Linked DNA regions of Homo sapiens: region 1 is linked to region 2. A link is a contact called in ENCODE Hi-C or POLR2A ChIA-PET data. All regions are on one chromosome and are shown on one strand. The core of a region is the stretch at or near the end of the contact, and the rest is flanking DNA. Distances in the headings are between cores, read along the strand shown.

What was found. A loop is a pair of places that touch in the nucleus more often than their neighbours do. ChIA-PET counts read pairs that join two places held with the same protein, here RNA polymerase II (POLR2A). Pooled maps may share reads with other maps.
Region 1: a loop to region 2 is called in a pooled map, with 2.4 times the contacts of the local background. The contact joins the enhancer-like site here to the promoter of PDSS1 in region 2. A Hi-C loop is called at or near these places in 4 of 50 pooled maps. POLR2A ChIA-PET finds 5 or more read pairs at or near these places in 6 of 52 experiments (BJ, HEK293, MCF 10A and 3 more).

What each region holds. Positions count from the first base shown.
Region 1 is chr10:26,779,930-26,783,720 of GRCh38, reverse strand. The region is part of intron 2 of ABI1 (abl interactor 1); the gene reads left to right. Among named protein-coding and RNA genes, the nearest start is that of ABI1, 79 kb to the left of the region's middle. RefSeq lists enhancers at 964-1,705, 1,822-1,931, 2,512-2,641, 2,752-2,911. Within about 2 kb of position 2,285, at least 9 of the 41 ENCODE cell types and tissues checked have a DNase peak (open chromatin) inside an H3K27ac peak, as active enhancers do; they include PC-3, where a contact is called at or near this core.
Region 2 is chr10:26,695,725-26,699,498 of GRCh38, reverse strand. PDSS1 (decaprenyl diphosphate synthase subunit 1) reads right to left here and starts at 1,798. Exons shown (of 12, transcript NM_014317.5): 1 at 1,659-1,798. The coding sequence starts at 1,787. RefSeq lists an enhancer at 743-1,631 and a silencer at 1,506-2,125.

The DNA of each region.
Region 1 (3,791 bases), core at 1,036-3,535, 84 kb before region 2:
TTATACCAAAGACCTCCTTTTGGCTGGGTTGCCACCCAGAGAGTAGACCAATCAAGCCAGCCTGGGATTTCCATTAGAGGAAAGAAAGAAGCATCATGTTTAGGAATGGTCAGGGTGGAATCCCAAGTGGCCAGGAGATGTTCTCTTCCTGGAGACAGCCACATTCAGTGACCAAACTGCTGTACTCCTGTGTAGACCAGGAGGAGGTGACAGAGGTATACTCAGAAATCTTTTGAGTTGATTAAAATTTTTTTTAAAATTGTGGCAAAATACATATATGATCACCATCTTAACCATTTTAAGTGTGCAGTTCAGTGGTGTTAAGTATAGTTACAATGTTGAGCAACCAATAATCTCTAGGACTCTTTTTATCTTGTAGAAATTAAACCCTATACCCATTAAACAAGTGTCCTTTGAGCTTTCCTCCCCCAGGCAAACACTATCTCCATTTTCTGTCTTTATGAATTTGACTGCTCTAGTACCTCATATAAATGGAATCATACAATATTTGTCTTTTTGTGACTGGCGTATTTCACTCAATAATGTCCTCAAGGTTCATCCATATTGTAGCATGTGTCAGAAGTTCCTTCATTGTTAAGTCTAAATACTATTCTATTGTATGTATATATCACATTTTGTGCATCCATTGATCTGTTGATGGATTGTTGGGTTACTTTCATCTTTTGGCTGTTGTGAATAAAGCTGCTAGGTGACCCTGCTTTGAATTCTTTTGAGTATATACCTATAATTGGAATTGCTGGTTATGTGCTAATTCTGTTTTTAATTTTGTGAGGAATCACTATACTATGTTTCAGAGTGACTGCAAGTGCACAAGGGCTCCAGTTTCTCCACATCCTGATTTTTTTGATAGTAACCATCATTATGGATGTGAGGTTGTGTCACATTGTGGTTTTGATTTGCATTGCCCTAATGATAAGTGGTATTGAGTGTCTTTTCATGTGCTTATTGGCCATTTGCCTGTCTTTTTTTTTTTTTTTTGAGACAGAGTCTCACTCTGTCGCCAGGCTGGAGTGCAGTGGCATAATCTCAGCTCACTGCAGCCTCTGACTCCCTGGTTCAAGCGTTTCTCCTGCCTCAGCCTCCCGAGTAGCTGGGACTACAGGCACACACCACCATGCCCAGCTAATGTTTGTATTTTTGGTAGAGATGGGGTTTCACCATGTTGGCCAGGATGGTCTCCATCTCCTGACCTTGTGATCTGCCCGCCTCGGCCTCCCAAAGTGTTGGGATTACAGGCGTGAGCCACTGTGCCTGGCCTCTATTTGCCTGTCTTCTTTGGAGAAATGTCTAGTCAAGTCTTTTGCCCATTTTTGAGTCGGGTTTTTTTTTTTGTTGTTGTTGAGGTTTTTTGAGCTGATTTTTGATAAGGCTGTTGCAGTACTAAGCGATATAAGATGCTGTGGATGGTAGACTGTCACCTACCTTGACTAACAGCTCATTGTTGAGTGACTTTTGTGATAAAAGGTGTACCTATTGTCAGATTGCAAATGATGTGGAAAGTAAAAATAGGACACAGATTAGTGTCAAGGACCACGGTACTGTGGCTGGAGTCAGCTGATTGAACTGGAATAGCAGTACCAGACCCTGGAAAAGTGTCATCAGCAGTGAGACCCCACTGATAGCCTGAAGAAGGTTGTCTGATGCAACCAATCTGCCAGTAGCATGTGATGTGGTTCCTCTCACCATGAGACAAATGAGTCCTTTTCCAGGACTCATAAGTCTAGGATGAGGTGGCAGCCTCTGCATCAGGAACATAGAGTCTTTTACTTTGTATCCACTCTATGATGATAGATATGTTGCTGTGTCTGGTATGATGATGGATCCAGCAGCAGTGGTAGCAGTCTTAACCGTGCAGCTTGATCAGTGGCTTGATTATAATTGGTCTCATCAGACAATGGACCCTTACTGTAAACATCTATATTAGTGACCCAGATGGTTTGATCAGCAACTACAATTGATCTCCATGGTTTTTGGACAGTCTTAAATATGTCATTCTGTAGTTTTCCAAGTGGCTGACTAAATACCTAGGCAGTTGGTAATAGCCTGATAGTCAGTAAAAATATAACAAGGTTTTCAAGGGGAATATTGGCCAGATCTGTGAGAATGTCCTTGAGTTTTGCCCGTGGAACAAAGCAACCACACCCATTTTCAGTTCTGTATCATGGGCACTGGAGTTTACAGCCCACTAGGCACCACAGCGTCTCAGCTTAGTTGAATCATCAGTGAAACAGGCCCAGGCATTTAGGGAACCTCTGTGAATCAAGGGCCTCACTGAGCTAGCAGATTTGGTTTAGGTGGCAGAATGTAAGATCAGACTTTCTCAAAGGGAGAAGCTGCTGCTTTTTCATGTAAAGCTGAGATGCCCTAGGGGCCAGACTGGCTGCATTCTTGAATATTACCAGTTCCATGTGATGACAGAGGCTTGTTGGGCCTTTCCCACCTTATTAGTCATTGCATTTGAGTTGACTCATTCCCAAATGGGAATCTTTTCAAAAGAGGCATACCTAGTAGCTACGTCAGGGAGGCATTGAATCCAAACCCAAGAGTCACCTGAAGAGGTTGTTCCTCTTGCCAGAGGGTCTAGTCAGGAAAGTCATCTGTGCACAGACTTGTACTCAAACAGGTCATAAGGATTGTGGGGCCCCAAACCTACTAATGCCTTTCTACATGGGCTATTCGCAGTGAGCATAATCTCCCTGGAGCTTATGAGCCCTCACAGTTCAGGCCTGTAAAATATCAATACCACTATACACTCAGAAGTGGAAGCTACAAACAGTAGTACATTGAATGGTCCAAAGAGCCCCACCCAAAAGGTCACAGTAGCTTCCCTTCCCTACTTTGAACCCTACCCAGACCTCAGCAGTTGGAAGCTGGTAACTTATTCTTCCACAGGATGGGTATGAAGGTGCCTTGGGCTCCTGTATCCAACAGAGCCATAAAATGTTGAGTCTGTGCTCTCCCCAAAGTTATGTAGCCTACCCAGGTGTGTGTGGTCTTTAGTCTCCTTTGGGAACTTGGAGAACTTGGCCCCACTCCTAATCATCTTTCTTCATAAAGCAGCTGAGGTTGAGGGATGAGGGAGGCTGGGAGAGAGTAGCTTTGCACCAGTGAACAAGAGACATTTGCTTTCAGTTTTGAGTGGTGCTATAGCTGTGTGCTGATCAGTCCAATAAACCTGCAGTAATTTTGGTGCTACCAAAACCCTGTATTCTGTGCAAGATCGTTATTGCTTGAGCCCAGGAGTTCGAGACCAGCCTGGGCAACATCGTGAGACCTCGTCTCTACTAAATATTATATTTAAAAAATTAGCCTGGCATGGTGGGATACACCTGTTATCCCAGCTGCTCAGGAGGCTGAGGTCAGAGGATTGCTTGAGTGCAAGAATTTGAAGATTGCAGTGAGCCGTGATTGTTCCACTGCACTCCAGCCTGGGTGACAGAGCGAGACCTTGTCTTACACACACACAAAAGGTCATCATTATGGATGGTATCCATTTCTGTTTGGGAACACCTTGATCGAACAACTATAGCTTTGTTGCTTTCTGATGGGGGAAATGGGTTTTATACCCTTTGGCTGACGGGCTTGATCTGCACAATGGCATCATTTTTTAGAAGTCTGCCTTAATGTAGGCTCTTTACTGCTCCATTGTTAAGATAATGTCAAGATTATATCTCTTAAATTCTTGCTTGATTTCAATACTAGGGCTACTGGAGTTTTCTAAGGCTGCAGGACTGACAGCAAGAATTATCTAGATTCTTTGAGCTAGTTTC
Region 2 (3,774 bases), core at 549-3,048:
CGCTTGAACCTGGGAGGTGGAGTTTGCAGTGAGCCGAGATTCCGCCACTGCACTCCAGCCTGGGCGACAGAGTGAGACTCTGTGTCAAAAAAAAAAAAAAAGAAGAAGAAGAAGAAGCATGTAGTGGCATAAGAGGGTGGATGCACCCATCTCTTCAAATACTGGCTTCTTCTGTGGAACTAGAAATATCTGAAGTCTGGAGAGAACAGTCCTGAAATGGATCACAGCAAAGCCTACCTTCCTCCTCTAAGCCTCTTCTCCCACATGCCCCTCACCCCCCATATTCTGTTCTCTTTACTCTCTAGCATTGTCTAGTTGCCCAGCTGCCACTTGGTCTCCAAACGTCTTTTTTGCTTTAGATTTTTTAGAGATAGGGTCTCACACTGTTGCCCAGGCTGGAGTGCACTGGCACTATCACAATAAACAGCTCACTGTAATCTTGAACTCCTGGGATCGAACAATCCTCCTCCCTCAGGCTCCTGAGTAGGTAGAACTACAGGCATGCACCACCCCACCTGGTGAATTTTTTCTATTTTTTATAGAGACAGAGTCTTGCTATGTTGCCTAGGCTGGTCCCAAACTCCTGGCCTCAACCGATTCTCCCACCTCAGCCTCCCAAAGTGCTGGGATTACAGGTGTGAGCCACTGTGCCTGGCCCAAGCCTTGTTTTGGATAATTTGTGATACGCATCTACTTTGGTACAAAGTAGATATTTATAAGTGTTATATATTTCATACTGGGAAATGATGTTTGATGAGAACACGGACACATAAAGTATACCAAATCTGAATTAAAAGAGTACTAAATTCAAATAAACTTAAGTAACAGTGAGTCCATAGATTTTGCACGGTTATGCTAATAGCATGGGCCTACCCCATGGCACACTGAGAATCATTACAAAGCGCAGAAGGGCTCACAGTGTCCATTTACAGGGGCTAAACTGACCAGAAAGGGAGAAAAAGGAGATCGGAACCCAAAGGCAGCAGAGGAGACCCTGAAAGAATGGGCTATCGCTGAGATTCTGACTTTAGATGACTCCAGGGTTTCTCTCCTCCTGACGGCCTCGGGCCTTTCTCCTTCCAGTGTCATTCCAGCCCCATCCAGGTGTGCTCTCCTCCCGAGGCCACTGCTGGACAACTAAGGTCCGGTCCACCCTAGCACCAGCCCTGCATTCTCCACAAGACCTTTTCGGACTATTCCGAGGCCGATTCGATCCTCCGTTTCTCGGAGAGAGCTCTGAGCACTTTGGCTCTAAAATTTCAGGCAAGATCTGTCTTCCTCTAACTCCAAAGTAAATAGCTGCAGTCGCTCTCCAGGCTTAACCTTGTCCATATAGCAGCGGTCAATCTGATCGCTCCTGCGCTTCCCCCAGGACACGGATCCCACCGCTTTCTCCACCCCCCAAAACGCTCCCGGGGTCCCCAGGACACCGCTTTCTGCAACCCCGTGTAGGGCGCCCCTACTTCAGTCCAACGCGCGGCTCCGTCCCACCGCGAGCACCCCTCAGCTCCGGAGTCCCACCCCGGAGCTACCCCGGAGCTACCCCGCGCGCCCCCGCGTCGCGACGCACGTGCTCCCCGCTCCCATTCATTCCGCCCACTGCTGTCATTGGAGCCGTGACCTCTGAGCCCCGCCGGGCGCGCGCCTCCCAACCTCACCTGCGCGCGGACTTCGGCAGCGGCGCTCGGCCCCAACGGTCCCGCACGGCCGGGGGAGCCGGGCCCGGGGCTCCGCGCCGCCGGCTTCCAGGAGCAGCCGCGCCGCCACCGCCACCAGCGCGAGGCCATGGTCGGAGTCTGAAAGTCGCGGCAGGGCGGCGGCTCCGCCTCTGGCCCGCGATCCTCCTCCCGGGACCCGGAGCCGGAAACCTGGCACAGGAAGCGCTTCGGCCAGGCCCGGGAGCGCGGTTCGCTCTTCCTCGCTTGCGGTCCGGCTGCCGGCGCGGACACTTCGGGTGTCTGCCCGTCTGCAGCCAACGGGGACTGCAGCCGCTCCCGGGAGGCGACGGGGCAGGGGCGTGCGGAGACCTGGTCTGGGGACCCCGAGCGTAACCTTCCCCGGGGCGAGCCTCCTATCCCCACCTCTTCCCGGAAGCTGTGCAGGGAGACTGGCCACGCCTGCAGTCATAGCAAAAATGTCCCTGTGGGGACCTTTTATTAGCAAGAAATACTACCGCGCGCCACCCTTGCAGCCACGAACTCTTTTGTTCTGCGTGTTTAGGCAGAAACATAACTCAGAGAATGGGGTTCCCGCTCCGCAGCCTAAGCCGGAGGCGACGGTTTCCGCTGCTGCTTCCCTTGGCAGTGACCTGACACGCCCTGGTCGGCTGCCTTTTGCAATCTGTTCTTGAAGGAAGTTCCAGCCCATCGCATCTTCCTAGAAACAAGTCCGACCACGATCAGGGTTGTTGTGAAATAGTAGCTAAATTAGCCGGGTCTCGTGACTTTTGGACTCTCCCCTCCAAACGCCTTATAGGTATAGTTTGGCAATCTTGCTCACACCTGGGTGTGAACCTGCGTGTACCCAGCCCGGGAGATATTGGAGTCTGTACAGGATTAGTACCCCTTATGGGTTAGAAAGGCCTTCTTTCCTTAGCTCTAAGGCCAGATCTACTGGTGCTAAGAGACAGCGTGTTCCGAACAGAAATTAAGTGATATAAACATTCAGCGCATGCACTCAAACACACAGAGCCAGTGAGATAGGGGGTAAGCATTAGAGATAGAGAAATGCAATTTAGTCCTCAAAAAATTCACTCTAATGAGGAAATAGACCAGCAAGTAGGTAATTGCAGTTCTCTGATTCATGTATTTTCTTGTTCTTGGGTTAAAGAATGCGGTAGCCTCATAGCTGGGTACATTAATTTCATATTTAATCGTGTGGATTTTTTATGGAATGAAGACATCATAGACTATATAAAGACATCTATGAAAATAAGCCAGTTTGATGGTGTTTTTTCCATCTTGAAGAATAGTATGTAAAAATATGCAAAGCTTTATGAGTAAAGATTGTTAATATGCACCTGTAGCTTATCTTGGTTTAGATTAGGTTTATATATTAAGAAACATTCATAAGGTGGAATTTGCCAAGTAGAGTGTAGCAGTAAGCACTTGGGTTGTACTTGATCCTATGACTAAGACATTATCATTTGCCCTTTTTTGTATATAAAGATAAGGAAACATATAGAGGAAATACCGTATGGTCAAATAAGTATCACACTCAAGCTCACCCAGTTGTCAAGTATGTCACTACACAATTTTGTCAGACCATGTTCGTTTAGAGATTGCTTGGCCACATTAAAACAGAAAACATTGCTCTTAAAAAGATGCTGTAGGTCGGGGGCACAGTGGCTCAGCCTGTAATCCCAGCACTGTGGGAGGCCGAGGCAGGTGGATCACTTGAGGTCAGGAGTTTGAGACCAGCCTGGCCAACATGGTGAAACCCGTCTCTACTAAATATTCAAAAATTAGTTGGGCATGGTGGTGCATGTTCTGTAATCCCAACCACTTAGGAGGCTGAGGCAAGAGAATCACTTGAACCTGGGAGGCAGAGGTTGCAGTGAGCCGAGATTGTGCCACTGCACTTCGGCCTAGGTGACAAAGTGAGACTCCGTCTTTAAAAAAAAGAAAAAGAAAAAAAGATGCCGTAGTATTGCAAGGCTAAGTAGGGACAGCAGCTGAAGTTCCTCAAGACTTCCAACGTTACTGTATAGCTAAACTCTTGAGAAAAAACAGTAAGCTACCAATTGGACATACGGAATTCACAAGTAGTTCTTTT